Regions from separate parts of the Homo sapiens genome. Here all the other regions are linked to region 1. A link is an interaction called in ENCODE POLR2A ChIA-PET data of the cell type or tissue named here. Cell type or tissue: CD4-positive, alpha-beta T cell. All regions are shown on one strand. Region 1 overlaps RORA (RAR related orphan receptor A). Region 2 overlaps RORA (RAR related orphan receptor A). Region 3 overlaps RORA (RAR related orphan receptor A). Region 4 overlaps RORA (RAR related orphan receptor A).

What was found. ChIA-PET counts read pairs that join two places held together with the same protein. Peaks named below come from ENCODE experiments on the same cell type or tissue, not always from the same donor. Only the 100,000 strongest peaks of a DNase experiment are listed, where the experiment ranks them.
Region 2: POLR2A ChIA-PET joins it to region 1 with 11 read pairs; 6 of 35 experiments call an interaction of 5 or more read pairs at or near these places.
Region 3: POLR2A ChIA-PET joins it to region 1 with 28 read pairs; 5 of 35 experiments call an interaction of 5 or more read pairs at or near these places.
Region 4: POLR2A ChIA-PET joins it to region 1 with 15 read pairs; 6 of 35 experiments call an interaction of 5 or more read pairs at or near these places.

Annotation. Positions count from the first base shown.
Region 1 is chr15:60,840,379-60,848,378 of GRCh38, reverse strand. The region is part of intron 1 of RORA (RAR related orphan receptor A); the gene reads left to right. LOC124903500 (a long non-coding RNA gene) reads left to right here. Exons shown (of 2, transcript XR_007064666.1): 2 at 1-628. Among named protein-coding and RNA genes, the nearest start is that of RORA-AS4, 81 kb to the right of the region's middle. In CD4-positive, alpha-beta T cell, no CTCF peak of the experiment used is centred here; DNase peaks (open chromatin) are centred at 3,728, 7,068, 7,398 and 7,908; H3K4me3 peaks cover 2,720 bases; H3K27ac peaks cover 3,823 bases.
Region 2 is chr15:60,701,133-60,709,132 of GRCh38, reverse strand. The region is part of intron 1 of RORA (RAR related orphan receptor A); the gene reads left to right. Among named protein-coding and RNA genes, the nearest start is that of RORA-AS2, 24 kb to the right of the region's middle. In CD4-positive, alpha-beta T cell, no CTCF peak of the experiment used is centred here; DNase peaks (open chromatin) are centred at 4,202 and 4,792; H3K27ac peaks cover 1,888 bases.
Region 3 is chr15:60,716,257-60,724,256 of GRCh38, reverse strand. The region is part of intron 1 of RORA (RAR related orphan receptor A); the gene reads left to right. Among named protein-coding and RNA genes, the nearest start is that of RORA-AS2, 39 kb to the right of the region's middle. RefSeq lists enhancers at 2,898-3,007, 3,038-3,127, 3,598-3,647, 3,688-3,737. In CD4-positive, alpha-beta T cell, no CTCF peak of the experiment used is centred here; DNase peaks (open chromatin) are centred at 3,286 and 3,946; H3K4me3 peaks cover 1,039 bases; H3K27ac peaks cover 4,117 bases.
Region 4 is chr15:60,783,812-60,791,811 of GRCh38, reverse strand. All of the region lies in intron 1 of RORA (RAR related orphan receptor A), which reads left to right. Among named protein-coding and RNA genes, the nearest start is that of RORA-AS4, 24 kb to the right of the region's middle. RefSeq lists enhancers at 2,620-3,120, 3,121-3,621. In CD4-positive, alpha-beta T cell, CTCF peaks have their summits at 3,714 and 3,916; DNase peaks (open chromatin) are centred at 3,231 and 3,861; H3K27ac peaks cover 1,492 bases.

The sequences.
Region 1 (8,000 bases):
CCCTTATGAGGACTCTTGTGATCATATGGGGCCCACATGGATAACCCAGGATCATCTCCCCATCTCAAAATTCTTCCTCCTTTGAGTCTCTTTTGCCATGTAAGGTAGCATATTCACAGGTTCCAGGGATTAGGAGGTGACATCTTTGGGGGCCATTATTCTTCCTACCACAGGAGGTGAGGGAAGGCTTCTCCCAGGAGCTGCCACTTGAGAGGAGACCCACACGACAAAAACAGATGAGGGGGACAGGCTGCAAAGATCCTGGACCTGGCAGAAGCCTGCAGATTCTGAGGAAAATGCCAGCATGACTGAAGTGAGCAGCAAGCGGGGGCTGGAGGGGGAGGCAGGGCCCAGGTCCCTCTGCATTGCGGGAGCCAGAGAAGGAGCGCAGATTTCATTCTGAGTGCAGTGGAACGTGGGCAGAGGGCTGGAGAGTTGTGTTCTCACTGGGCTAACTTGTACATGGATGAAGACAGTTTCTCTGGCAGTTGTTTAGAGCAGTGCTGTCTGGTAGAAATACAATGTAATCAGATTTGTCAGTTTAGATGTTCTAGTAGCCACATGTTAAGAAGTAAAAGGAAACAGCTGAAATTAACCTTAATAAAACATTTTATCTTTACCCAATCTATCCAAAGTATTATCATTTCAACGTGGTATCAATATGGAAAACTTATTAATACGATATTTTATATTCATTTTTGTACCACATCTTCAATATCTAGTGTGGGTTTTATGCTTGAAGCATACCTCAATTTGGACTGGCCATATTTCAAGTGCTCGACAGCTACATATGGTTGGTGGCTACTTTTGGATAGTACATGTCTAGGCACTGTTCTCAGAATCCAGTGCAAAGTCTACTCAAAGGTGTTCAGAAAAGCAATGAACAGTGCATTGTCACGGAACATATGGGCCACCTGTCACTCCCATCAGCCATCCCCAATTCCAGAGGTTCTGAGTAGGCCACAGGAAGTAGGGGATGGAACAGGAGATTCTAGAAAGGATGTGTCCTCTGGTGAAGCTGATGAGGTTCAGCCACAGACTCTGATTAGACTCTTGCCTGGCTGCAACCTCCGAGAAACACCCTGTCTCTGTTTATTTCATAGATATCTAAGTTCACCTCTGCGTTCACCCTTATACCTTTAATCCTCAAGGGAGTTTCAGCCAAAGCCCGATTTTTTTCCCATTTCTTTATAGATAGGGCCATTTATTCAACTCATTATACTAATATTACTGAAAACAAGGGCAGAGGTTAAGAACAGGAAAAATTCAATGAAGCAATGAGAGGGTATCAATTGCTAGGACAAGAAGTATATTCCAGGCACTTTTAAGCTATACCCATGCTCTCTTGAGCTCTTGCTGTGACCCTGATATTAACCATAAAAGTATAGCCCAAAAAGCTTGGTACCAAAAGAGCATCATGTATATCCATTTAGATTTTTACAGTGATATTAAAAGGGGTTATGAAACAGAAAATAAAGATCTGAATTAAACATTTAGGTCATGGTGGTTTTGCATAAAGTCTAGTATGTGAGAAGCATATTCGATACTGCACAAGACAATAAAAACAATAGCAATGTTTATTAGAATATCCTATTTAGAACCAGCAATCTGTGCAACATACTCAGCTTTTAGGAGATGGGCTGGCCCCGAGTTTCTTTCCGATGATGGATTTGGTGGGCTGGCATCTTGACCCTGTCATCCAGCCTGCGGGTACCATCAAAAGGCAGCTTGACCATTTTTGATATGTAGTGACAAAAGCTCTAATGTGTGAGTACAAAGGTGCCTTCTGTGAGTGCTTTGGTGCTTTAGCGCTTCAGTCAAATTACCAGTGGCTCTAATTAGTGTTCCTGAAATCTGGAGCAATCTATATCTGCATTCCAAAAAGGGGTGGAATGTTTCCCTCTGATAACACATTAGTATGAGTCCTTCCTAGATGGGTGTTCTGAAATTATAAGGACGTGATAGTGTGGAGGAGAAGCAGTTACGATAGAGAAACCTGTTGCTTTGAAAATCAGCAGTGATCTTTGCAATCAGCTGATTAATAAATATTTATACAGTACCTATCAAGTGCTACACTCTGAAAAAAATAAGTATGCAATGATAAATCACAGTACGGGCACCAATGTGGTTCTGACCTGGAAGCGAGTAGACCTGAGCCCTGACAGCCACTTACGATTGCTGCTATCTTTGGTTTAATCATTGTATAGCAGAGACAATAGTTATTGTCTCAACCAAGATTCATTTCCCTAGGACAAGTTACTTTATCTCTCTGGACCTCAAGATTAAGAGGGTCTGAAGGGATCATGCTGGTGGTGGTAATAAAAATAGCTTCACAGCTGGGCGCGGTGGCTCACGCCTGTAATCCCAGCACTTTGGGAGCCCGAGGGGAGCGGATCACGAGGTCAGGAGATTGAGACCATCCTGGCTAACAAGGTGAAACCCCGTCTCTACTAAAAATACAAAAATTAGCCGGGTGTGGTGGCAGGCACCTGTAGTCCCTGCTACTCGGGAAGCTGAGGTAGGAGAATGGTGTGAACCCGGGAGGCGGAGGTTGCAGTGAGCGGAGATCGCACCACTGCACTGCAGCCTGGGCGACAGAGCAAGACTCCATCTCAAACAAGCAAACAAAAAAATGGCTTCACATACTGAGGTGTATAATTGTGCTAAGTACTTTAATGCGAATTAACTCATATATTTCTAAAGCAAACTCAACTAGAAGATGGGTTCTGTTAGTCCCAATTTATAAATGAGAAAGCTGAGATTTAGGTTGTGTGACTTACCTGAAATCAAAGAACACCGACTAATGCCAGAGCTGAGATTCAGTAGCAAGTTTTAGAGCCTGTAAAGCTTCCAATCGGCACCCCCGGAAGCTCATCCCAGCTGTCACATTCTGTGGATCTGGGGACCTTAAAGAATCATCAAAAGATTGCCTGGGGAAACGAAAAGGTTGAAAACTGATGGGGGAAACCATATTTCAGGGAAATAGGGACGAGGCATTAGCAGAGCTTCAGAGAGGAGAAACATACCATCGTCTGTGGCTCAGAGAATTCAGAACCTAACTACATCAGAATACCGTGATGCTGAAATGCAGTGTGTCTTTCTGGGACACACACCGATAAATCAATGCTGAGATCTCAATTTGTGTTGACGTAGTGATGGTCATTCAGCAAATGAGCCTTCACATAGCAGGCAGTGCCACCCGGAAAGGCACTTCAAGGTTGCTGTATGACAACTAGTCTCACCTTCTCAACCTTTTCATTTTATACCAGTGTCAGCCACAGCTGGAGGACTTGTGAATTTCACTTTAACTATAATATTTAGTGAGGACACACACACACACACTCACACACTGGCACCCACAAAGTCTTCACTTTGAAACAAGGGTGGGTTTGGTTTCCTTCACTTATACAACTGATGCCTACCAGGGATATTTTTGTTTAGACGGCTCATTGGCCACAAACCGTTTCATTATGTGTTGCCCAGTTACCTTGGCTTCCTGCACATTCTTTTGAGCAGATAGTTCATCTCCTTATCTCAAAGAATTGTTTCCCCAAGTGTAGCCCTGGAGCCAATAGCTTTGATACCATCGAGGCAAGAAGGCATTAAACCACCTTTTTTGTAATTGTCTTAGTCTTACTTTTTCATGTCTGTTTCATGAAAAGTTGATGTGGTTAGATTTAAGCTGGGCCTCGCTGAGGGTATCATCTGTGCCTGGGGTTACCCACATCATCACGTGGCTTACCTTCCTTTGCAGTATGGTGATCTTATCTTCTTTGCTGCTTCTTGCCATAGAGCAACCAGCTCCTTCTAGCTCCTATGTGTGTGTGCATGCATACAAGTGTGCATTCGACATGCGTGGAGGCTTGCTCGTGGCAGCAGCTTGTAAAATGACACTTTACCATTCAGAATGAAAACTGGCTGGTTGGGGGCCTTTGCTATACTCTTAGGGGCAAACGACAACAACAACAACAACAACTCCTTCATTGGCTTTTCCATTTGGGAACTTGGAGCAAAGTTTTCCTTAAGTAGATGCATTTCTGTGTAGTTTAAAGTAGTAATTCTTTTGTTCCCTCTGTGTCCCAGTAACTGAGCTGACAACCCAGGGTACAAAGATGAATATGACTGAGTCACTGTCCTTGAGAGAGCCTCAGGACAGCCATAGGAGAAAACATGTTAACAAATAGCTAGAATTCAACTCAGGAAGGGCAGAGAGGTGCCAGGAACAGAGTTCTCTGGGAAGACAAGTGAGGGGACTAGGAGAGAAGAGCCAGAGGAGGCTATGAAAAGGAGCAGGCATTTAAACTCCATCCTCAAAGTCAAGTGCAGGTTTGCCAGTTAAAGAGGGGAAGATATTCCTGGTGGAGAGAATAACCAAAAAAAAAGTAAATGAAGATGTGAAAGTGTGGGCTATGTTTCCTGTGCCCTGAGCAGAGTAGGTATATTAGGGTGAGGCTGTAGAAAGATGGGCCAGCCCAGCTGAGGAAGGACTTAGTGCATTATCCTGAGATGTTTAGCATTCAGGGTATGCTTTAAGATTCAATCCAACAAGTGCACCAGAGACCCAGGAAAAGCAAAAAGAGACATTCACGGACCTTGCCAAAATGGAGAACTTTGCCTTCCCCAGCAAGACAGGGCTGTGCCAGCCGTTCTGTCCCTGGTTCTGACTCAGCCTTTGGCTTTCTTTTCATCAGTCATTTAACCCTCCGAGAACCTGGCTTGCCACGGTCAGAGTGTGAATCTTGAAAGCGTCCTTGACCCCTCCTGACAACTGTAAAGTCATGGGAAGAATTGCTCTTGTAACTCATCTTGCCCTTGGGCAGCTAGTGGACATTTGACCATGACACGTGTAACAAGAACAGTTGGTTTGTGTGGCTGCAGCAGCCACATCACAGGGAGAGGGAAAGAGCTCTCCGCCTGGGAGAAAAGGCCTTGGGAACTGTGTGGGCTCTACCACTCTGATACTGAATGACCTTGGACAAGTTATTTCTCTCCAGGCTCCGATGTCCTCACCTGTAAAATGAGGTACCTGGACTTTATGGCTACTAAGAGGCCTTTTCTCCCTTCTACCGTGTCTGATTCTGCCTTGACTCTTTAATTTTTAGGAAGTTAGAGTGCAGGAGACTGACCAGGGAGCGTCTCTGCTTAACATGGGGACTCTGAGATTTGTGCATGTTTGTGCTTTGAGCAAGGAAAAAACAAATCACCAAGTGGCCCAGCGAGGTTGTTCCTTCTTCCATTTCCTTGCAGCAGAACAGCAGGGGGAGGGAGAGCGGCAGAACCCAGCTTCTTGGCTGAGTAGATCTTGGGTTTGGACATTTGGAGAATTACCTTAGGAATGGAGTTTCACGAGGGGTGTGGTGGGTGAACGAGAAGGGTGGACAGAGAAAGAGGCTGCTGCAGGATGCAGAGAAAGAGCCCACGTTTCAAATGAATACAGCCAGCCCCAGCTCTTCCACCACCCACTCTCACTCAGCAGATGTGGCGGGCTGGCACTCACTGCCCATCTACTTGAAGCTTCCTGGGCTGCGTGTCTTCTTTATCCACCCGATCTTCTACTTTGAAGGCTGAGAACTTTCAGCTCATATGGATTGAGGACTTCTTAGAGCTCCTCTGCCCCAGGCACCAGTTTGGGTTTGGGAGGGGGTGACCATGACAGCCCAGGACCTGTGTGGAGGGTCGGGGGAGGGGTGTGACAGCAGCACAGGGCATCCGTTCAGGTAGAAGGGGCAGTGAAGGGGTCAAGAGCATGGGTTTTGACATCATAAGATCTGCAGTCCAATGCTCACCACTGACCACTGACCCACTGTCAGCCTTCTGAAGCTGCTTCATCTCTACAGGCCTGAAAATGGAAAGTGCAAGTAATGAAACTTCATGTAGGACTCTTGTGAGAACTAACTCAGGAAGCAATGCTTAACGCTGTATCTGATGTGTACTAAGTGGCCCATAAATCATAAATGGTAGCTTTGAAAATATCTATTATGATTAATGCTTTGAACAGTAAGTTAGGGTCAAGATGTAGAAGTTTCTGTTTGCTGAGACTAGGTATTTGGACTTTATCCTGCAGCCCATGGGCAGCCAAGGAAGATATTCCTGCAGGGATGATATTAAATAAATTGCTGTTTGGGGAAATCTTCACCTGTCATCAGTTTGGGGAGAAAGGAGGAATGTTGGCAAGGAGGCTCTGTCAGTATCCAAGCAAAGTGGACGACGGCCCTGGGGTGGTAGAGAAGGGAAGGGGGTGGAAAACACAAATTCGTGAACTTTAGAAAGGAAGATGGCTGAGGAGCAAGGGATGGGTCAGCTTGGCAACCACAGAGAAGGAAGAAGGGGTCAAAGATATGTTTTGAGAAGGCATCCGTGATGGCAGTGACCCAAACTGTAGTGCGAGGGGAGGAGAGACAGTGCTGTTCTCTCTCCTGGGGGAAGGCCACCATCTGGGATCACTGGACCCAGGTCCCACGCCCCCAAGGGCACTGCTTGGCACATTGATTCATTTGTATCCTGCTTTTCTCAAAAAGGTTTGAGGCTGTTTTACACCAGATACAGTGGATGGTTTCTACTTTCCTCACAAGTGACAATGAGCTGAAACTGTGACAACCAAAAAAAAGGAGATAAAGGGCGGAGCACAACATCATGACGGGGAGGAGAGAACGAGGGCAGAAAATGGACTGACCAGGTGTGTGGAGGGGTGTTGGCTCCACCTGTCCACTTGTGGCCTTCGAATTATTCCATCATTTCTAATCCACTCCCTTTGCGAGGGAGGAATCCCTCCAGGAAAAACAGAAAAACCAGGTCTTTCTCAATAGCATTTTTACTCTTCCTTTCCTGTGCAATGTCAGAAGCAATGGCAGGGGCCTCCTTCTCCAGAACCAATACAGCCCCCAAGAAAGGAGAGAGAGAGAGGGAGAGAGAAAACAAGAAAGAGCCACAGAAAGGGAGAGAGAGACAGAGAGAGCCCATTGCCAGTAGGCACTGCCAGGCGAGCTGCTGGTTGGATGGCTGTGGCCGCGGCAGCCACAGGACGATCCAAATTGTGGCTTTGCTTCCTCTCTCTTTCTCTTTGGTAGCACACAATCACTCAGCCCTAGATTCCTCTGTGTTTCATACCCAGGAGGTCAGGGAGGGCACCTTGTAGTGCCTGAGGCCCCGAGAGGGTTCACAGCCACCTGAGAAGTGTTTGCAGTCTATGGGTGTGTGTTCTTTCTCCAAGCTGTGTCAGCTGTGGGATGGCGTGGAGAGAAAACAAGAAAAAGTTGTTTCCCTCAGCTCTCTGCTGAAAAAATGCTCACGGGGAGTCAGTCAACATTTGGTAAGTACGCTGAATGTTTTTACTTTCAATGCCTAAATTTCTCTGGCTTCCGTAAGGTATCGTTGTCGAGGAAGGAGGTGGTATTGTCGCTACCCTCCCTCCCCGTGTGGTGTGACAGCAGAGATAGTTATCTCTACACCCAACTCAGTGTTGCTTTTTTTGGGTAACAGCTTTCGAAAAACTATCGCCTGGGCTCCAGCTGGTCAGGCTTCGATGGCAGTTGCCACAGTGCCAGGCAGGATGCTTTGTCAGTCAGGCTGCCGGGCCACGGAGACAGGATTAGGGGATAATGAAGGCATCCTCCCCTTGTCACAAACCAGAAGCTAAGCCCCCCATTCCTGGGATGTCCAGAGAGGCTGGGTAAGAAGATGTGCTGTGAACACAGAGCTCATTCGCTCTTCTCCTCCTTCAGCCTAGCAGTGGCGGGACACATGCAGTGTCCCTCTCTGGAGGGAAAAGGCAGCTGAGCAAACATCTCACTCTCTTGATTCTTTTCTAAATGGGACTCCTGAGGTCCAGAGTCCTGAACCATCTTTCCCAGAGCCAAGCCTCTGCTGGTGAGAGTGGGGACAGGGTTCTATGAGTCATGGCTGCAAATCCATTGTCTGGAGACTTCTGGTTAAGGGCAAAAGGCCTGGCTTCACAGCCACAGATCTGAATCAAATCTTGCCTAAGAACCTGGGGAATTTTG
Region 2 (8,000 bases), 140 kb after region 1:
CGGATCTTTCTGATATAAGTTTTGGGATGTGTAGGCCTGGAGGAAGGGATGGAAAATCAATGGTTTCCTGAAGGCCTCTGGGATTTTCCCCATGCTCATGGGCTCAGGAGCTTCCCTAGGATAGGAATGACTAGCTGCTCACGTATTCTTTGCTAGCTATGCAGGCACTACATCAAGGCCTTGGTCCTGCGTGGCTGTGGTATTTGAGGTTCATAATAAAGCTGACTGTAGAACATGGATTTTACCTTATCATCAGTATTTGTTTTCACCCTGACCCCTGGATGCTCTGTTAGGGAATAGATCTGATTCACTTCCTTTTCAGCATTCTACTGCATAAACAAGCCTGAGCTCTGATATATAAATAATTCTAACTGAATACCAAACAGACTTAGCTGCTCTATTGCCGCTATACCCTGGGAACAGGGTTGGGGGGAAAGTGTAGGGAACTGAAAAGGCTTGGGAGGGAGGGGAAGATGTTAGGATTTCTATGAAGAGCCTGGGGAGTTAAATGCAATAATTTTTGTGCAAGTGTTATGGAAAATTCCTTCATAGCCCTTTATTCAATAGAAGCTATTTGTAAGTGTTTCTCCCACCCACCCTGGGACACACATACAGGCATAAAATGACAAAGAACTCAACTTCTAATGCAAGCCAGAGTTGAATGCCACTTGGATGTGATGTTGGTAACATTTTTTTTTCCTTTTTTTTTTTTTTTGAGACGGAGTCTCTGTTGCCCAGGCTGGAGTGCGGTGGTGCCATCTCGGCTCATTGCAACCTCCGCCTCCTGGATTCAAGCGATTCTCCTGTCTCAGCCTCCCAAGTAGGTGGGACTACAGGCACACACCACCAAGCCCAGCTAATTTTTGTATTTTTAGTAGAGACAGGGTTTCACCATGTTGGTCAGGCTACATTTTGTTTTAAAAAAGAAGATAGGTACCTAGGAGAGTCCTAGTTGGGCTATCAACACGAATAATACAGAGGGCTCCTCTATTGCCAGAATGCTAGGGAGCGGTTCAAAGGACCTAACAGATAAGCTCTCTATCCTGAAAACCCTAAACTCTAAGCCTCAGTCCAAGGAGGTGACAGTTAGTTTGGAAGGAGAGGCTGAGCATACATCCACAAAAAAGGCCTGCAAATGGGTGGTAAACATGAACTCAAGTATGTATACAATGTGTTCTATACAAATCCTACAGGGTGGCTGAGAGGAACAGGATGAGAAGCAGATCTGGAAGAACTTAGTATGTGCCCCAGTATTAAATAAGGGGAGAGGCTAAACTTAGAGAGTAGGGTGATATTCCAGGCTGGAGGATGGCCAGTGTACCAGCCAAGAACTGGACACAAATGGGAACTTCATGGAAACAGAGAAGAGCTGTGGGAGAGGAAGAGGTCAACGAGGTTATTAAAAGAGGATTTATGTCAGTGGGTGGACTTAAGGACCAGTTGAGTGGCTTCAAGAAATAGATGACCGTGGGCCAGGTGCGGTGGCTCACGCCTGTAATCCCAGCACTTTGGGAGGCCGAGGCGGACAGATCACGAGGTCAGGAGATCGAGACCATCCTGGCTAACACGGTGAAACCCCATCTCTACTAAAAATACAAAAAATTAGCCAGGCGTGGTGGCGGGCACCTGTAGACCCAGCTACTCGGGAGGCTGAGGCAGGAGAATGGCGTGAACCCGGGAGGCGGAGCTTGCAGTGAGCCGAGATCACGCCATTGCACTCCAGCCTGGGTGACAGAGCAAGACTCCATCTCAAATAAATAAATAAATAAATAAATAAATAAATAAATAAATAAATAAAATAAAGAAATAGATGACCATGGATGCTTAAAGGGAAATATTCGTACTTGTATGAGGGGCAAGCTAGAGTCAGAGAGCAGGCTAGAGTGAATTCAGGGGACTGGGTGAGATTTCTTCTCTTCGCAACAGCCAGAATGGAAGCTTTTCCATTCTGAGAAGCTTCAGTAGATGCTCACCTGTCTAGTGGCAAACCAACGGTTACAGATTCCAGTGGCCAATTGAGGGCCATCGGATGGACTTGTTGAGTTCCAACATTGGAAAAAGTGGTATCTTCCCTCAGAGCATGTTGTATGCCTCCATTTGCACAACAAGTGACATTATTAGTGTCTTTCTCTTGTAAAACCACTATCAACTTCTCCTGAGCTAGGTAAGTAAGAATCAGAAACTATTTATTATCTCAACCTGTCAAAAATGTAGTTCACATCAGAGGCAACTAGTTTGTTAATTTGACTGAATTTTCTCTTGGAGGCTTTTTCCTTTTTGGGAGGTAATTTTAGCTGAGCCCCAACTCTGCAGAGAGCTTGTCAGTGGAAGAGTTTCAAGCTTAGGAAGTGCTACTTCGGCTTTTATTTTAAGGTTTGCTCCCTCTTTGCAGAAGCACTCTCTTCCTGTTCATCAGGTATTGATCAAGACAGTGGTATGGGCTTCTGTCTCCAGAGAGGATTTGTGACAATGGGAAGCTGAATTTGGCCCATGGAATGTTTAAAAGTGAAATGGAGCAGCACTTGCAGCAGGACAAATACTTCCCTCTCTCAAGACTCAGGTTGTGATTTATCTTGATACAAAAGATGTAGACTTGTAGTGTATCTCCTATTGCTTCAACAGATAGAAGCTACCAAAACAGATTATTCAATCCCCTGCCCCTTTCTTACCATACTACCTTCCTTCATGCCCCACCCCCAAAATACCCCATACAGACCCACTTTGCAGAGAACAATGGACAGACTCCAGGCAACCAAACGTAAAAGGACAATGAGAAACCAAACCACAGCCACATGGCTGATGTGCTGCTTGAGGGTGCTGTGTCAAGCAGCAAATGGGAAACTGAAGCAATCCGTACTACCCATGCTGTCCTTCTGAAGAAGCCACCAGGCTGGAAGTCAGGTAATGTGGGTTCTTTCACTGGCAAACCTACTAAAACTCATGCTACATGAGCCCAGCTGGTGGAAAAGGCAAAGCATTCAGTCAAACGATCCTGTTTTTTTGCTCAAACTCAATTGATTCTTCTTGTCAATGGGTGGATTCGGTGCTTTGAGGTCACGCAGATCTAGCCTAAATAACTATGCGTGTGCCCTTTTTACCGTGCTTTCTATAGCTCCATTTCCTCACCTGAGACATGCTGATGGTGCCAATGAACCTTCATAATACCTGCCACTTCCCTTTCACCTGGGGACCCTAAGAGGATTAATTAGATATTATCTGTAATATACTTTGCACTCCTTGGAGAAAGATTCTATATAAAAGCAAAGTATTATTATTTCTAAGAGAGATGATACTTATTAGCTCCTTGTAGGATCATTAAGCAAATAGATTATACTTCCCTTTAGAGAAATTATCTCCCAGTTTTCCTAATTCTTACAGTCTATAGAACAGAATATATATTTTAAAAAATTTTAATAATAAAAAAATGTCAGTTGGTTGGTTGGTGAAGGGAATGGGATGGATTTCTAATTCTAACCATAACTTCAGAAGCTTGTTTTTAAGGTCTTAGTTACCAAAGAAAATAGACACTACAATCACCTCTCTGCTTTTAGAAAATGGCCTTGTCTCGACCTTTATCATAATTGCATAGTAAAGACAGCTCTACAGTTCTAAGTTTGTTCATTTTACGGCCTTTTGCCCCTACAATTGTTGAATCCTTTGATTAAATCCCATTGTAGTTAAGTAACTGTTCAGAAATCACAGGGTCATCATTATGCACATACTTGTGGTGATAGTCTACAAATTGATAATGTAAGTTATGAGTGGAAAATTTTAAATCCAAACTCCAGTCCACAGAAATTTCAGGGAAAACTCAACCCAATATTCATTTTGTATTTGCCTCATTTTCCACATTGTGTAAAAATTCCTTATTTGGCATTTAATACAAGCCCTGCCTTCAAATGAAACCAGTTCAGCATGCCCTGTGTTTTGGATAACAATAAAAACCACCTAGGTTTTTCATTGTGTAGGTAGGGAACTGCTCACTTTTTCTTTCTTTTTTTTTTTCTGGCACAAAAATGTCATAATGAGAACGATACTCTTACTAGGAGGAAAGCAAAACAAAACACAAAGCAAAATTTTCGAGACGAAAACTCAGAGCAAACGTCTGCAATGCCTCTGTGGGCTCACGAAAAGCATTGCCAACCCTCGGCAGTCACACGTGGAAGCTCATGCCAATCAGATGTTAATCCATTAAACTCATTCACAGCAAAACATAATGTAGGTCAGAGTGGGGAGCAATGTGATGTCGTGTGCAAGCTCATTTACCATCCAGAGCAATATGAGTCAGGGGTGCAAACGTGGAGCACTTCAAGCCAATATTGTACAATACCGAAAGGTAACCATGGTCTGGAACTGAATCAATAACCAACAAGGCTTGCTGTGAGGGTCTCTAATATAGTATTCTGTGAATCAGTGCCCGTCCGACCTAGATTACGCATTTGAAGTACCCTAAACTTTAGTTCTATCTCTACGTTCTTTCTATGGCATTCCTGGTCATCTTTTTCAAGCTTTTATTTTATTTCCTTTTATATTTTATTTCATTTTGGGAGGTTAACACTCCTCTCTGAAAGATTTAAGCAAAACCTAGCCAAATACTGTGAACAGTAGGGGCAAGAAGAAAGAAGACAACAGAAAACCTTGCCCAACAGAGCCCTGGCCATTGTTTTTATTTTTTTTGCATCTCAGCTTCCTCGGCCCCACCCTCTAGGAGTGTGCCTCCAGCACCTTTGGGGAGCCACCCAGGCAGTATGACACCCAAGTTTGTGGGTTGTGTTTGCTCTTAGGATGGGTGTGATGCCGGGAGGGCAGCAACACCCTTCTCTCCTTGCAACCGCATGCCGGTGTGGCCCCTCCTACAACTCACCTCCAAACCAAACCATGAAAAAGCACCAGAGAAGAGCCGAGATGTAAACACCTCGGGAGAAACCTTAACTTTAGACTTCGTCTATTGAAGCTTGGAGTGGCGCATTTTTGTCACGGCTGTGTTGCCTAGAGTCAGAGGTAAAATTCCTTGAGGGTAATGAAGACTTTTAAAGCACGTTGTATTAGAATTGATGTTTTTTGAAAGCAGTTTTAGTAAATGATCAAAATCAAGTTCATTTTATTGTACCCGTCATAAAAGTAAAACAATACTCACTATAACAATTATGGAAAAGACATAAAAGTAGAAAGGAAGAAAATTACTAGATACAATCACAGTTAAATTTTTGGTATGTGTCCTTCTAGACCTTCTTCCTTCCCTTCTTTCCTTTTTTTTTTTCTTTCTTCCTTTCAAGTGCTCAAATATTTCTTAAATCCCAGGTACTGTGTTTTCAGGTGCAAAGATGAGGTATCTGGCAATATATTGCTCTAATCAGAACACAGGATGTGTAAGAATGCACCTTAAATTATGACATAGACTTCTCCATTCATATCATCAGAAAGGATGTGTGATGTGAGCTGGCACCTTCTCAGTCCCTGAAATAACCAGAGAAAATGTTAGGGTGGCATCAACTTAATCGCTATTAAGAAGATTAAGCCTCCTAGCTCTAGTAGTAAAACCGGCTTGTGACTGTCCCCATCTAAGCTGCACACCCTCCCACCTTAGATCCACTGCTGATCAGACAGTGGGATGATCATAATTTGTGTGCATTAAGGCAGAGGGATGAACACGTGTGCCCCTCTGGTGTTCTCTGTGCGTTCTATGTTCATTGAAGAACACAGAGCCAAGTGGGAATGAGGCCAGCAAAGCAACTGGCTTTCAGATGCAATTTTCTGTAACACATCTTAGTGCTATATTTGTCAATGGACTTAGGGCCTCAGAGAACTTTCCAAGGTGAAAACCTAACATTGCTTCCATGGGCGTTGAGGGTAAAGCCCTTAACCCTGCGACTTAATGAGAACAAAATTAAGTGCTTCTTTAAGCAGCTTAGATTTATCTTGTCAATATATGTGATGGGAGGTTTCTTTGTGTGCTTTAGAAAAGAGATTGTGTGTGTGTGTGTGTGTGTGTGTGTGTGTGTGTGTTAATCTGAAGCATCGTCTCCTTGCTCCATTATGTCACCATCCACACTGTTCCTTTATGATAGACAGGGTTCATCTATTCCCTTGCTCTAAACTTAATTACTTTGCAATTAATTCTTTGTTGAAAATAGCAAGGCTCCTAAACTCGGAACATCTCATTGTGAGAAAGGCTGTTTATGGATAGAGGTCAAGGGGACGTATTGGAATATTCCGCAGCACTGCCACAGATATTTTGAATGAAAATGGCAAGAGGGAAAAGGCCCATTCCACACAAGGTGACCATGGAAGGAGAGGGCTTCCTCCCAAACAAACCGAGTTAAAGTCAGCCTTCAAGAATGAAGTTTTAAACATAGCATCATAGAAAAATCTCATGCCAGTAATCTTAAGGAACTACCGTTTTTAGGACCTACCATGTGACAACCACTTGCACATGCATTGTTTCAGTTAATCCTTGTAAAATTTTCCAAGCTAGGTAACATTAATATTAATACTGGCTTATAAGTGATGTGACTTCCTAAGGTTATTCACATACCCTTGAAGGAGTTCATTCCACACTGGTCATTGCTTGATGGTTTGCAGACATAAGATCCTTGAAACTGGCCAGGCGCGGTGGCTCACGCCTGTAATCCCAGCACTTTGGGAGGCCGAGGCGGGCGGATCACTTGAGGTCAGGAGTTCCAGTCCAGCCTGGCCAACACGGCAAAACCCCATCTCTACTGAAAATACAAAAATTAGCCAGGCATGGTGGCTCGTGCCTGTAATCCCAGCTACTCGGGAGGCTGAGGCAGGAGAATCGCATCAACCCAGGAGGCAGAGGTTGAGGTTGCAGAGAGCCTAGATCGCACCACTGCACTCCAGCCTGGGTGACAGAGCGAGACTCTGTCTCAAAAAAAGAAAAGATCATTGAAGCCGAATTACAACCCTATGAGAAGAGTACCATCATTATTTCAGTTTCACAGAAGAGAAAGCCGAGGCTTTGAGAGGGTAAGTGACTTGCCCAATGTTCCACCGCTGGTAAGCACTGATCCCAGCCTCAAACTCCATCATCTGCCTGTGCTCTCAGCTATAATCCTAAACTACCTCTCTCAGAAAGATCTTGTCTTTATCCTCCACCAGTTTGTGAAAACTGCCTTTTAGAGCATTTCCTGCATGTTAGTTGATCAATTAAGCGTTCCTCGGGAGGGTCTAAGAGGGAATTACAGAAATGTGACCTTTATGAGAAGTTGCTGTTGTCTTACAGTATTCCAGGCCTTTGAAGAGTCAAAGACTGATGTAACAGGCTCTGATAACCTCACAGCCCTTTTAAAACACTGCCTCATCACTCTTCCCTCCAGACTTCTGAGGTCACTGGTGAGCATGTTTGCAATACGGAAGGAGAGGAGCACCGTTCCTCTCTCTCCTATAGAAACAGCATGGGCCCGCAAGGACAAGGGCAGGAAAAATCACAGCAGACCGAGTCGGGGACAGGGCACTCCCCGGAGCCTGTGCTGCGGGTGGAGGGCCTGGGCATTGTCAGAGTTCTGCATGTGGTAGGTGATGGATAAATATTGCGGTGAGTGATTGAGCTAGTGAATGCATTCTCACAGTTACAGGGGAGAGCAGAGGCAGTACGTCGGTGAGTTCCAAATCCTTTGTTCACCGGACACTAAATTGAGAGAAACTGAATCCCCAGTTAGAAGTTTCTCTGTGAGATCCTGTGAGATACTGACTCACTTCCTCCATAAACTTCTCCTAACTTCTTCAGTCCCCTTTGATCCATGGTGGTTCTTGCCCATGTGAAGCTTTTTTTACACTACTTCTAGGAAGCTAAGGTGTTTGCATAAAGCTGTACCTTTCCTGAAGGCACATTTGATTCATTCAGCAAATATTCAAGAGATATTTTCCAAGAAGCTATTATGTGCCAGACACAATGGCAGGGGCTTAGGATCAAGAGATAAAAGATATTGTCCGTGTACTTAATTGGAAGGAGTGATGTTCTATATTCTTTGAGAGGGAAG
Region 3 (8,000 bases), 120 kb after region 1:
TGATAATAAGAATTACCATCCTTGTTATCATTGTTAGTGATCTAGCAGGGTAATTGTATTTATCCTTTAAGAATTTAGACCCCTTTATTTCCCAAGAGGATTTGAGGTGGCTTATAATACCACATAGAGTATCCAAGATAAAAATTCATGAATAAATCCGGGTGGAAAGAAAACAAAGGTAGGAATCATAACATGAAGCCAGAGGTAAAGTCAGTATACAGATTGCACACTATCAGATTTGGTACATTTGCTAAGCCTTAAGGGAATTAACATCTTTACCTCAAGCACTTAGTTTCTCTAAGATAAGGTCAAGGGCTACAGTGTTGACCGTGCCACACAGATCCATCTTGTCTCTGGTGCACTGAAGAAACCTCTACACAACTGCACATACTCCAAACTTTTTCCTTTCTCTCACCCTCCTTGTGGATTGAGAGCTTGCCTTGGTCCTTCTTGTAGCCTCCAAGCCCCAAGAGCAAGATCTTGCATGTAGTAAGCACTCAATAAATACTTCTTGATTTGTTATTTGAATAGATGAATAAATGGATGTGTGGATGGCAGGATGGATGGATGGAGTTGTGTGTACTCCTGGCTAGAGTCCTAACTGTGACTCTGATAAAGTCTCATGAGTTTATTCCATATTTGTTTTAGTGTGAAAACCTCCAGGGAGGATTATTTGCAGATAATCTATTGTTTATTTTATTTAGGGGGATTTGATGTTTCAAATCATTACACTGAGAAAGTACTCAACTAGTTTAACTTAGTTTCTCCTTTGCTTTTTCCCTGCGCCTTATGTGCCCTGAGGGGAATAATTTTCAAAAAAAAAAGTAATTTTCCACAAATTTTCAAAGAACATGGCCATTTTATGTGAGTGGGGGGGGGAATGGTTTTGATAGGATCACATTTGTCAATCTCAACCAGTTTTGAGATGATAAACAGTCTATTTTTCTCTTTCAGCAAACCTTTTTCAACCTATATGCGCATCGAAACTAAGGGTAGCTGCTATTGCTAAAATAAAACTTTATATGTTAAGCCATTTATTTATGTATAATGGTTAGCCTTTTTATAAAATCTAGTTTTGACAATATCTTTCTTGGATAAGGAGTCCCTATGTATCATTTAAATAATACATAAAATTCTTATGTATTTTTATAATTATTGAAAATAAGTGAAGTTCAACTGTCTGCACACCCTTGAAAATCTCAGCAGCCTAAGGACAGATCATCCAGAGAGCTGGGGTTTCTTGCAAGCTAGTTTTTTTCTATCTTTGCAGAGATCTGGTAAGAAGTTAAACTCAAGGGTCAGTGGCAACATGCTCACCTGCAGGATTACTTTGGCTGCCTGACTCACTGCACCCTGACCACTTCTCTGGGAAATAGACTTGGTGTTTGTGAGACGTGGAGAGGGAAGGATGAGAAATGGGAAGGAGGGTCTTCACATCTTGTGTTAGAAATGTTCATCAGAATGACAGGGTCTCCACTGGCCAAGGTTGTGGTCCTCCTTTCCAGTATTTTTCTTGGATGACTACAGGACAAGACTGGCCAGGAATAAGCAGAGTCCAGCCTTGTTTGTGAGATCTGGCACGGAGCACAGATCAGGGCAACAAGAAAGCAAGTCCAGGGAAGTCAGCTGAACCAGAGAAGAGCAGGTGGACATGATGTCCTTAGGTGGGACTCTTGATTGTTCTGAAAGACAGCTTTCTGCTGGTGTCAGCAGCCTGTTGCATGTGGGTGATCCACGTCCCTCAGGGGCTAATCAGAGCCAGAGGAAGGTCAGAGAGCTGCACGTAAGTCCTCTACACAAATAAGGCAGAACAGAAACACTCTGTTTATTTGTACATATGTAAAGATAAAAGTTCTAAGAAATAGTGCAGTGAGTGATGGGGGAAGGGTGCTGCTATTTTAGCTGCACCTTAATTTGTGGGGTTATCTTTGTGATTTTATTTCCTCTTCAGTTTCACTCACTGGAACACAAGCTCAGTTCTTTAATGACATATAGAGAATTTTATGTACTTATGTGAATGATGTACCATATGTTGACAACACATGGAAGTCTTCTTGAAATTCAGAACATAAGAAAATAAATAACAAACTGAAAGGGAAGAGAATGGAGTTAAGGGAGAAAAGGGCAGGAATCAATAATGATAATGTGAACTGATGTTATTTCTTTGATAGGTTTTCAGTAGAAAAGGTATTGGTATAGTTTCAGTAATTGTGATCATTTAGACTCTGGCTGGGCTAAATCTGTGACAAAATGATTTGCTAAGCAAATGAATACAGGCATAGTTTGTTTAAACAATTGATGTGTTTCTAAAGGGTTGGTTGCACGCCGTCTAGGGCGAGTCCTTGAGTAAAATGAGTCACCATCCAGTAAGGAATGGCCCTGAAAGAGACAGACTTGGTCTGAGGAGCAGGCACCTCTTACTAGAGATGACCCTCTGCAGAAATAATCTTTGCTCAAATTGCAAAGTGTTTTACTTTTTGTTTTCATAAAGAAGACTGAGCCCTGATTTTATCTGTTTTAGAAAAGCTCCATATATAAATGTTTCCTATATCTGGTTTGTGCAAAATAGCCTTGTGTATTGAAGGTGTAAATAAGTTTTCCAGCCATTATTTTTTCTTACTAGAAGAGAAACTTGTTTACTAGCAGTTAAGAAATAGCTATTTACCAAGTTCTTTGAGGGTACCCAGGTCTGCCTGCCCCACGGCACTTCATACTGTGAATTCCACATAGCAGTACTCAACAAATCTGGTCTGTATGAGTAAATAAATATATACTTAAATAATGTGCATGAGAAAACATAAATAAGAATATTATTGTAATGGAAGCCCAGCCTTGGTCTCCTCAGGGAGGTGCTTGGCTATTGTGGTTTCAATTTCCTCTTATCTATTTGTGACTTAGAACATACACTAGGCAAATTTATTTGTCTAGCTCTTGAGACCATGTGTAAAATAACAAAACTGTTTTCTGATCACTCTGATTTTTTGTTAATTTGGACTGCTCTCCCCGCCCGGCAATTGGTGCAGCTTAATGAGGTCATTTTTGTGGATCCACCGATCTCTCTGCGAGATGTTTAGTCAAAGAACCCACGGCCTCTGTTTCTCTCTTCTGCCCCTGACTCATTCCATGACCTTTAAAACGAAGGCATCGTTACCCCAGGAAAGGAGGTTGTATTGATTGCACTTGAGAACTGAGGTTTCTGTGTTTCTCTGTTTGTTTGATTGATGGTGGATGATGCAGGGAAAACAGTGTGCGGGGAGACTCTCAGGTGTGGGGGCAGGAAGTAGTAAGTTCGAGAGTACCACAAAGTTCTCCAGGCTGAACCGAGAGCTGGCTGGGGGTTTTGGTTACATTGTGCTTGAAAGCCCTAGGAAGCCCCCAGTCGAAATATGGCAAATTCAAATGCAAGGAAAGCTGAAGAAGTCATACCCACAAACTCTGGGAAATTACAGCCGCCCGTTATTAGTCATTCTTACGGGCAATAGAGAGTGTTGTTTTAAAAAATTCAAATCTGGTGCTATGAACAAAGACCTGTTCTTTCCTGGACCAGATAATCACTGCCAGGATCGATTCGAGAAATTAATAGGAGGCCTTGTCCTGTGCTGCCGGCAACTTTGTTTCTTGTCAAGTGCAGCCCTGCACACAGGTGTCCCTAAGTTCCTGGGGAACCATCAGCACCCAGAATACCACAACACGTCCTTATTTACACACAAATACTGAGTTCCTGAGGCAAGAGGGAAGGGCGTGACCATGAATGGAAGTAGCCACCAATGAGGATGGTTAAATGTACCCTTGATAAAAGGTGACTGGGTTCGTTCCAGTATTTTTATTGGACAGTCTGGGTTTTTCAATGGTTAACTTAGATTATGTTAGCTATCGTCTGCCTCTTTCTGCTCGCATTAAACTTTACAACCCAAATAGGACTCTCGCATGCCGTCTTGCCGTCAGGGCGAGGACTACATCTTGTGGGGTGAATGGAGGCATCAGGCTAGCTCCCGTATCACAGCCCATGTATTCAGGTGTGTTAGGCCTTAAGGGACTCAAGAGACCTTCATGGGTGTGAGATGCTGATCCTATGTCACAGAAGAAGCACCTAGGGCAGGTCATGGCCTAGTGTTTACAGTAACACACAGCAGTATGAGAAACTCGATTTTAGGCTCCTGCTTCCTGTTTAGTGCTTCTTCCGTCTTCAAAATGCCGCCTCTTTCTATTTTATGACAAAGACTGGAAAAGGAACAATAAAGGCTGGGAGGTGGGGCTTTGTAGACTTGAAATACCTCTCTAGCCAGGTGGTATATTTTGCATTGCTGAAAGGCAACACTGCAATGTAGCTACGCCCCGTATATTTAGAGCAAGCTAGCTTCTTCTGAAGCACACAACATGTTTACCTGTGAACCTCCACCCCCATCCCAAAATCAATTTTTCCGGTACCCAAGCACCTCCACCAACCCTTGAAGTAGGAGTCTGCAAGGTGAATTTCCTAACAAGCTGACTTTTCAAAGGTTTTTCAGCTCTCAAAAACATGAAAGCTGTGTTTAAAAATTTAAGGGTCTGATATGTACCAGTTCTGTGGAGCAGCAGCAGGACGTAGCTTTTTGCAGTGCCATGATTCCCCAAACCCCAACTCTTTAAATTAAGATGTTTATGACAGCTGCTTGTGCTTAAAGGAATGCACATAAGATTGGCCATTAATTACTGCTCTCGGGTTTTTGCACCTATTCTCTGCATTTCACGGCAAGAGTCAGTATTGTTGTGTAAACTATTTTTAGTGCTTTTTAAGAAACCCTATATTTTGTGGTTTTGGATTTTTAATCTTTTATTGTGAAAATTTCCAAAAATACTCAAGTTGAGAGAAAGTGCAGTGCTCCAGTGAACCCATCATTCAGCTTCAATGACCATCAACATTTTACCATCGTTGTTTCACTTACCCCTCCTGCTAACACACACACACACATTTTTTTATTTTGCCGAAGTATTTTAATGAAAATCTCAGACATCATGTCATCTCAACACTAAATACTTCACTGTATATATTTTTAAATATGTTTATATAACTATAATGCCATGATCAAACCAAAAGAAAATTAATAATTCTTTAATGTTATATAATATTGAGTCCATATTCAAATTTACAGTTGATTTGATCAAGTAAAGACCCAAACAGTTTTCATCAGGCCTTTTGCATCTTTAACTAGAAATGCCACACACACACACACCCCCCCCACACACACACACAAAGCTGATTGATTATCTTTTTAAAGAGCTCAAGGCCAGTCCTTGAACTCTGACCTCTACACCTCACTTTCAGAACGGCACGGGAGCCTGTACTAACCAGAAACTTTGCCTAGGTAGTAATACAGAGCTCTGTGTCAATTGTGGAAATCCTTCACCTTTTAGAATTATTTTCTTGTGGTAAATATTTGTACAATTCCTTTTGATTTTCATCAGTGAAAGGCACAGGGTCTTGATGTGCCTTTGAGAGATCCTTTTCCACATATTAATGACTTCCTCATCTGCTTCCTGCCAAGTTTTGTACTTTGGGTTAGAAAGAGGTCAAGACATGGATGGTTAGATGAATTCCTTGTTACCCGAGCTTTGTGTATTAATTTCTCACTACTCCACTCTGGCTCTAGTTAGTCTTTTAAAGTCAGTTTGCAACATGGTGACAATTTTGACAGGAAAGTCAAATTTAGCTAACAACCGTTATTCAATCGAATGTGATTAAACCACAGACGGATACCTTTCATTCATTTAGCCAGAAAACCTTCTTATAGAGTGTTTTTTCTATTCAATTTGTAAATCTAACGTTTTTTCATTTACCGGACTCATTTTTAAAAGTGAGGAGTGACCATTTTCTAAGTGAATGTCTTTAACTCTCTGCTGTCACCTTCACTTTGAATTCCCCAACAAGAAAACCACCTTTAGAATGTTGGCAGGTGTGGTGTTTGCTTCTGAATGCAGCATCAGGGATGAGATGGGAAACTTGAGCATTCTAGCACGATCCTTCTACCAGTAACTGATGAACTTAGAAGAATAAAAACTCTGCCCAGTGATGTCCAGACCATCATTTCTTTTGCCTATATGTTGAACTAATTTTATTATGCCAACTGTACCATAGTGACATAACTTTGCTGTTACGAAGGTCCTATCCGTAGAACACCAAATCTTAGAATGAAAATGCAATGTGCCTGTAATCCCAGTGCGAGGCCAAGGTGGGTGGATCACTTGAGGTCGGGAGTTCGAGACTAGCCTGGCCAACATGGTGAAACCCTGTCTCTACTAAAAATACAAAAATTAGCTGGCATGGTGCTGCATGCCTGTAATTCCAGCTACTCAGGAGGCTGAGGCAGGACAATCGCTTGAACCCTGAGGGTGGAGGTTGCAGTGAGCAGAGTTCACATCTTTGCATTCCAGCCTGGGTGACAGAACAAGACAATGTCTCAAAAAAAAAAAAAAAAAAAAAGAGAAAAAGAAAAAAGAAAGAAGAAGATGTGACCTTATTAATCAATTATCCAGAGTTTTTCTACCTAAACTCTAGCTAATCTGGGAGCTGGTTGCATTTGGAGATTTCATCTGTATTTTTTATTTATTGTCTGGCACATAATAGGGGCTCAGTAAAATGTGTTAGTTAATTAATGACAATGCCAAATATACCAATTTAGGAGTGATGACAGAAGACAAAAAAACATGATAAAGGTTTTATAACTTACTGCCAAGAAAGGAAGATTGTACCTTGCCTTCTAACTGCCAGTGCCATAGGACTTTTATTACATGCTATAGGTATTACAAGCTATGCCCTCAAGTCTTTCCTGCTGGGACCATGGATGAAGAACTGACTTGGGGCATGATACTTGAAAAGAAAGAGAAGAGGGTGCTGCTGTTTGTTGAATGGTTGCGTACAAGGCACTGTTCTGGGTGCTGTACATTCTCTCATTTATCTACCATAACAAGCTCAGGGGTGGATTTCCACTTTGGGAAAAATTCTCAGAAACTGAGTTTTCCCTCTGCATACATACCACCACAACAATAATCAACACAGAAGACTTCTGTGACCACATGCGTGGGAGTTTTTCCCACACACCAAGTAACAGACACCATCTGGGTACCCTTCCATTCAATTCTAACACTGTTTACCTGGAGATATTGTCAGATCCCACAGGTTGAAGGCTCAGTTCCCACAACTGCCCCCCATGCTTTCAGACACGAGTTGCAAGTCCAGGCCTCCAGAACGTCTGGCCAACCAGCTTTAAGTTGAGGGTCCCACCACCCTCTCTTTGGGTTCAATTAATTTGCTGAAGTAGTCTAAAGAACTCAGGAAAACATGTTTACCAGTTTATTATAGAGGATATTGCAAAGGATACAGATGAGGAGATGTTTAGGGTTAAGTATGGGGGAAGGGGAACGGAGCTTCCATGCCCTCCCTGGGGCACCATTCTCCAGGAACCTCCACATATTCAGCTCTGAACCCAGCCCTCCTGGGTTTTTATGGAAGCGTCATGATATCAGCATTATCTCTCTTCAGAGTATAGGGTGGGACTCTCTCTGAGGAGGGTCTTAAAACCTACAATCAGAAAGGTGGGGAAAGAGTAGAGTCCTGCTTTGGGGCAGGTGACTGTAGGGCAGGAGAAGATCAGAGACCTGTCCCTGAGGCCTCACACAATCAACATTATAACAAGACTGTAACAAAGGATATGGGAGTTATGAGCCAGGGACTGTGGATGAAAACCAATATATATGATCACACCACAGTATCTTAGCTCCATATTACAGATGTGGCTCAGAGAGAATTACCTGGCCTGTAAGTGGTATTGATGAAATTCAAACCCAAGTTTGCATGCTTTTCTCCCTGGACCAGTGCAACAGGCTGTCTCCTTTAGGTTTGCAACTGCAAGTGCATTCAGAAGAGAAGGAAGAAAGATGATACAAAAGGCGGTATCTCTGAAGGAGGGGAAGATTCACAGGGAATATGGCACCTCACAGAAGTCTACCATCCTAGCCATAAA
Region 4 (8,000 bases), 57 kb after region 1:
CACTCGACTTGCCTGGACTCAAATTCCAGCTCTGTTGTTCCTGCGGTCGACAGCAGATAAAGTCACTTTTCTGTTCTTTTAGCTTCCAGCTGCTTCTTCGTATTGGGTCCCTTGGAGTCTCCCTCATGCACATATATTTTTGCAGCCAGCCGAGGATTGGGCAGATTTTGTACATAGATTTTGCAGCTTGCTGCCTCTGCAGTTCCCACCTTTCCAGAATTTCTCCCCTTATGTTCTTGTTCCTTTTCTGACTTATTTCTCTGACAGTTCAAGCTATCCAGAGCTGAAAGCTAACTTGGGAGTGCTCCCAGACAAAACCCCACAAATTCATAAATTTTACTTGGTGAAGGTTCATGTTTCAGGGGACAGACTCCCTTCCAGTTCCTGTTGGACTTTTGACTGCATTCCATTGCCTTGAAAATGGTTTTTAAAAATTATTGTGTGTAGATAACTTAACTGTTATCTGTAAGGGGTTAGTAGATTATGACCAAAAGCCAATAGCCCTTACATTTATATTTAGATATTTCAAAACACTTTGTCTCCGTTAACACAGCTCTGGGAGGCAGAACTAATATTATCAAGTCTATATCACAGATGAGATGACCTAGGGAAGTTAAGTGACTTGCCCAAGTAGTAACTGAATCAGGCCTGAACTCAGAGCCCATGACATCAGCCTGGGCTCGTTCTACAATCAGTTTTATGTACGTTTGATTCTAAAAGAGCCAGACTTTTTGATACCAAAGCATCTATTGCATTTTCTTCCCAATAAACACCACCAAACAAGCAAAAGACAATGAAACAATAGACAGTCCTGGATTTTGAAGCTTTTTGGGGGGGCAATGGGGGGGCGTTTCTAGGGCCTCTGAAGGTCATAGACATTTCTGAAGAGAAAAACGTTACCATGATGGTGTTGAAAGGAAAATACCTGTGGTAACCCTGGAACCATCTGGTACCTACAAGCCCCAGCATGCATAATTGTGAAATTGAAGCTAGGCCAGAAGTTTTCTTCATGAGAAGCCATATATAACCAGGACAAGAGCGCTGTGCATTACATATCCAGGAGCTACCTCTTGAAATTCTTAACATAGCAAAGCAGAATACTCAGCCAGCATTGGCCCCTGTGGTAGGAGAAGGTCTTCAGCTCCTCTCCTTCATGGGGGACTCAGTTGAAAACATCTGCAGGTTGAAAGTCACACAAAGACGAGGAATGTTCTCAAACTGGTGGCTTGCCTAGGCACTTTAAAATATGTATACAGCCTTCTTACTCATCAGGTTCTAGACTTGCAGTTTCCATTCTCTGTCAGTCCCCAGTCTTCCTGAGGCCATGGTGCCACACCATGTTAAAGTCACATCCCAGCTTCTTGAAGGAAATACAGCTTTCCACTAGCCTCTCCATCAGCGCTCACCCAATTAATTCTCCTGGTGCACTTCCCTTCAACATCAACATTTGTAGTTGAGTTAAGGTTTCTCAAAGTGTAGTCTTCGAAAACCTGCACCAAGATTGTGAGTGGACACATTTAAAATACAAATTCTCAGGCTCCACTCCAATTATACAGACATGAGAAATTCGACTCTCTGGTTTGCAGGTCAGAGAATCTGCCATGGAATAAGTGAGTCAGGTGATTTAGATGCTCACAAAAGTGGAAGAACCACTGGTCTGGGTGAAATTATGAGTGCTAAGACCTCTAAAGTCTAAAGACTTAACCTGTGTGAGCCACTTGTCTTTTCACTTGGGGTATTGCTTCTTTTTCTCTTGGGTCATAGGTTCTCAGATGGAGGAAGGTGAGTCTTGGAAATCAATTCTGGCTTCAACACTTATCGGTTGTATCATCTATAGGCTGCTGTGCTGCTTAGAGGAGAATATCCTTCCCAAAGTTATTTGGCTGTGCCTATCACAGACTGGGCACCCCAAAGTAGTTCCTTTTTCTTTATTCATTTAATTCATGCTGCCTATATTTATTGAATGCTTGTTACAAGCAAGGAATTGCACTCAAGAGACCAGAAGTAGACCCACTTCAAAGCTGATAAAACTTAAACTTCAGGACCCTTCATTTGCACCGGCCTCTCCTAAAGCCCTGAGAATGCCCCTAGTAATTTATTTTCATGGTTATAGGTTTCTGTAATATTTGCAAAAGTTAGATATTTTACAATTCTTTCTTCTTAAAGAAAATCCCCTAACTTGCTTAAACTTCAGCTGCCCCAAACCTAGATCTGTCCCTGAAAGAGCTCACAACAAGTGGGATAAAGAAACATACATATAGATTATCAAGAAACGGTATGGATAGTCGGTGCAATGCAGACCCAGTGCTGGGAATTCTGGCAACACATTTGTAAGGAAGCAGGGTGTCCAGGGAAGTCTTCCTGGAAGAGGTGGTGCTTGAGTTTGGCCATGGAATAGAAGGAAGACTCTTCTAGAGAAACAGCTTGAGCAAAGTTACAGAAGCAAGATATATTAAGTGTTTGTGTATGTGATTAAAATACTTTGCTGTTTGAGGGCATTTTCCTTCGGGCTGGGATGGCCTCTGATGCCAGGATGAAGAGAGTCCTTTTCCAGGGAGCAGTATGGACTGTGGGGCTGTGTTCCTTGGGAACACCTGATCCTTGGGATCCTGGCCTCAGCTGGCTCCTCTGTTTGGCCTTTGGGAGGCCTACTGGTGACAACATCAATAATTGTTCTTCAAGGAAAAATCACTCTTCTATTCCTTGCTTCTTCTCCCATAGCCCTCCAACCCTTCTTTACTGTCAGCCTTGCAAATCAATATTTCATTTTGAAGAGCCTTGTTTGATGCCAGTTCTGCTTATTTGCTTCGCAGCCACTGTGGGTAACGCTTTGTAGGTCTGTCAGTATGTAAATTAAACCAAGCATAGATAGCTTTGTGTTGCTTAATGTTCAGCTGATAAAAATTAATGTGGTGTGAAATGAGCATTTTATCTGACTGCAGATACAGTGACGGAGTTAATTAGACAGGCAGAGAGAAAATGTTATTAAGCGGGACAGGGGCTTTCTCATGGAAGGGGGCTCTGACCCTCAGACAGCAGGTTTGGATGGGCCGTGGGTGTGGCTGAGGTACCTGGGCTGAGGCCAGCTTGGAGCAATGAGGCAGGGAGGGTGCCTTCTTTAAGCAATCAGCCCCGTGGTGCTGATGACTGTGTGGATCCTGCCTGGGGAGGAAAGGAGGGAGGCACAGGCCAAGCTAGGCCAGGCACTTCCAGCTCACTGCAAAATGCATGCGTCAGCATTTGCTGAGGCGGCTTCTTCTTGGTGCAGCAACACCGTGATTAGTAGAGAAAGGAGTTTCGTTCTTAAGCAAGAAAAAGAAAGATGATAGGTCAAGCACACGTCACATAGCAGTCAATCGAGGGGAGTTTGGAACCCTTAACTTCCCACTAAAATGTCTTGAGCTGTGCGTTCCTGGCCTTTGCACACACTGTTCCCTCTAATGGGAAAGCATTCCCCACCCCACCAGCCATGAACTTAGCACATTCTATTGCAATCATCTGTCTCCCCACTCGACTGTGTGCTCCTTGAGGTCAGAGATGTGTCTTGTGCATCATCAGGGACCCTGGTGCAACAACATGTTCTTCATAAATGTCAGTGGAGTGGATGAATGCACATGATGCTCACTCAGCCCGGAAATTTCAGCCTACCCCTGCTTTCAGCATCCTTCCTGTCTCGGCTCAAATGTCACATCCCCACCGAAGCTTCTTCTGCCTCTCAGACATGATCAGCTCCCCAGATAGATACTTTTCAGACACCTTGTACTTCTCCTTCATAGACCTCTCCAAGTTTGTGATTCACTATTTGTGTGCCTATCACTGCCACCAGACTTAGCTCCATGAGGGTAGGAACTGGGCTGTTTCACCCACTGCAGTATCCCCAGCAGCCACAAGGGTGCCCAGCACAATCAATACTTCTTAAGTATTTGTTGAATGTTAATACATGAATGAATGGTTTTTCTGATGCCTGATGAACTTCCACTCTTTCCTCAATGCCTTGTTTGGGGAAGGTTTCCTAGGCTCTTCCCACAGAGTTTCTCCTTCCCTGAAGTTCTCATAGCACCTTGTAGATTGCAGTGATAGGCTTGCCAAAAGGCAGCTGTAAATTTTGGGTTATATCCTCTCCTAGCCAATTAGGAAAGATCTCCTTGAAAGCAGTCAAGGTGCCTTATTCAGCTTTGCATTTTCAGTATCTCTCACAGGGCCTGGCCTTTATAAGTGCTCAGTATGGGTTGCAGAATTTGTAAGAACAATTGTATGTATCCCTTGGTTAGTTAAGCTGTATTTCTGTTAGATAAGCAAATTCTTAGCCCACTAACGTATGCTGTCCCCACTCCACCCCTTGCAGAGGAACACTCAGAAAAGATGACTGGTTGTGGCCATCCCTCCACCTTGACCGCAGTTGCAGGGGAAATGTTGTGAAGAAATGCCACAGTTAGTGGCTCCTTCGTGATTGCTGCTAGCATTCGAGGCGGGTACAACCTTTCCAAACAAACAAGAAAGGGACTGTTGCATTGTTGAATCGCGTGCATGCCTGCCACATCTGTCCCTCAGCCAGCCCAGCATCCTTGAGCTCGCAGGCTTGGTGGCAGCTGCTTGAGCAGTAACAGGGCCTTCTGTTCTGTTGGCCCCATGGCGCTCCCCAGCATTTCTCTTGAGTTTTCCTGTTAGATCTCTTTCCATGGACTACACCTTTGCAGCATTAAATGACTTGCTGTAGATTTGCTTATTAACCTCTCTGTTTCTCATTTGTAAAATGGGATGACATTCTCAGAGCTATAGACTGAAAGTCTTAGGTATCTTCACAAAACACTGACAAGATTCCACTCACACACCACCCCATGGTTCCTGAGACACTGACCCTGAGAAAAGCCATGGTTCTCACTCTGTGATCATTCGTCTGCTCCACACCTCCGCTGGGAAGGTTGCTAAATGCCTATCACGAGCTGAGACTCCAGAAAGACTTTACCTGCACTCGCACAGCTGTTGCTGAGTGAGGTGTGGATCCAGTCGGGTGAGCATCAGGGAGGGAGGAGGCCTCCTGTTTGTTTGCCAGTCCCAGGCAAGACAGGGCCCAAGGACCACTGGAGGAATGACAGACCTCAGGGCAGATGGGCAGTGTGTTTTGCAGCAGGATCTGGCCCTTTGCTCCTTTCCCCTGGGTCTCTGTGCATCACGAAGCTGCTCAGTAGCCCTATTTCAGGGAGGCCACGTGATCCACTGTCAACCCTGGCTGGCCCTGGTGGCAGAAGGTTGGTGTCCTTTAGCTCTCTAGAGTAGCCCCATCTCTGTCTTCCCACCTGCCTGGACTGTGCCCCCAACTTGGCCCAGCCCACTCCTGCTGTGCAAGGTGCATCTCACAAAGAGAGTAGCTTCCATCGTGTTTCTCTAGCGAGGCTCAAGACTCTTTGTAGAGTTGGTTAAGGAGGTGGATACTTTTAGGTAAAAGGTATTAGTAATATTTATCTTTTTGAGGCATTTTTGTTTCTGTTATCTTGTTTTATCCCCTGACCTTTCAACAAGGAGCACACTGATATTGTCACCATTTGATCAATGGGGAAATGGAGGGACAGATGTATTTAGTGGCTTGTCCAAGGTAGAACATCCTATCCAGAGCACTCCTGTACACTGATACAGCCCAACTCTCAACCGTAGTGATGTCGTGTATGTATAAACATGACATCTACAGCTGATGAAGCCCCCAGAGGCCTGGAACCATGTCTTTTGGCGTATTCCACAGGGTTCCTTGCAAAGGCAAGTCTTTAATAAAAGATTTTGGTGAAGTTATTTGTCAGGGATCCATTCATTCCATTCATTTAGTGCCTAACAAATAGTTATACTGAGTACCAACCTTGTGAGGTGCCAGAGATGAGATGGAGAACAGAGACACAGGCCCTGTTGTGCGGAGCATACAGTCTTCTGCAGGAGACAGAGCTTGTCAGATTGCCACCAAATCAATGTAAAACAACAACAGTGACAAACGCAATGAAGGATTTGTCCCCTGGAAATACTTTAGCCTCAATATGGAGGGGAGGAATGCTTCCCCGAGGAAGCGATGATCGGAAACATGAATAGGACTGAACCAGACAAAGGGAGTGTGATATGCAAAGGTCCTGTGGATAGAGGAAGGATTATGTATTTGAGGAACTGGGTGAAGGCTACCGAGGCTGCAGCCCTGAAACGTGAGGAAGCATGATGTGAGATGTAGCTAGCTGGAGGGACAGACGAGAGACCTGACTTGAGCTTCCTGAGCTACTGCTTGCAGAACACCTGACATTTCCTTGTGCCACATTCATTTGTAGATGAATCTGTTCAAAAGAATGCATGAGATTGTCCTGGCAGTTACAACTCTCTCTTTTCCTTTTTATGCCTCACTTACTAGCAATTAAAATTGAGATCCCTTCTCTGTTTACCTATTCATTTATTTAAAATGTTTATCACTGGAAAGGGGATGCTGAAAGTTTCTCCTTCTTTGTTTCCATCAGTGACCTCAGGAAGAAAGTTTCAAACCCACACAAGTCTGCCTCCTGGTAGACCATCTGAGGGCATGGATCAAGCCTGTTAGAAAGATGCTCACTGATGTTTACTTTTCGAGTGCATGAAACCAGACACTGAAACTGTTCATTAAAAATTCCTATGTTCACAGACAAAGAAAAATCATTTCAGAAGCTCTGTAATGAATGTACAAGTGGGTACAGGTTATCTTGTCAAACACAATAATCGTGAGTAAATGCAAACGGATGCTGCTTGTATTTGATTTTGTCTTTAATTGAAGCATGCTGACAGCTGCCTCTGGACTTCCACATCCTTGGGTTGGGGGATCTGGCTTTTTGCTTTGTAATTTCCTCTCGCCAGGGCTGGGACAGGGGTGACATCTAAATATGAGAAGCATCTGGTCAGGGAATAAAATGGAGAGAAATGAATGAAATTAACATGTATGTATAGGCACTTTCACATGACCCTTCACACAAGGACACAGCTAGGATACTGGTGAAGGGCATAGGCGACATTTCTACTTTATAGAGGTTAGGTTGGTTTTCTACTTTAAAGAAAAGAAATTAGTATGAGAGAGAGTCACTGCTCAAGTCATACAGCTGTTAAATAGCAGAACCAGGATGCTAATTAGGTCTTCTGAACCAACACTGAAAGCTTTCTCTTCAATTTTACAGCTGTTCTTTGCATTTCACCCATATTGTACATCCAACTATGGATTCAGTCTAACAACAGTACACTCAGTGCTGGGCTAGTCACCAGAAACAGAAGGGTGAATCAGGCAGTGGTTCCTGGGCAAAGATGCTCACAGCCAGGTAGGGTAGACAGACAGACACAGTGATGGAATCAAAGCTCTATAATGGTTGTGCAGCACAGTTTGAAATGCCAGCAGGACCAGAACTTTTTGCCACACAGTTTGGAGTGACCCAATTGGAATGTCCAGAATCTCCATCTCCCCCATTGAATGGAAGATCCAAGGTTAATGTGCTTAATGAAGCAGTATGATTTCAGTAACATTTGGGGAGGCCAATACAGGGTCCCTATATTTTACTGCAAAGGAATAACATGAACAACAACAACAACAAAATAACTCCATCTATTTTTTGTCATCTTTCCCCTAAAAAGTGGACTTTGGGGACTGAAAAAATAGAAAGGACATTATCTTAGAGTAAGGAATAATTCTCTCCTTTGAATATATTTAGCTTCGTGGAAACTTATTATGTTATCCTTATTTTCCCCAGTTAGATACAGACCAGTGAGAACCAAAGCATGGGCCTGCCCATACTGTTTACTGACCAGCATGTGGAAGCCGTTGATGTAAAGGAGGGATGGCTCCCCTAGGTTTGACCAGAAATCATTGTGTTAAACTAATTGTGGGAATGGTTTATTATCATGCGTACAAATTCTCTTCTTTGCCAGTCTTGAAAAGATGATTAGCCACATGGATCTGGGTTTCCTTCATTTCAGGGTGGCTAACAGACAGGTTGTTGATCTGAAAGGTTCTGAAACCC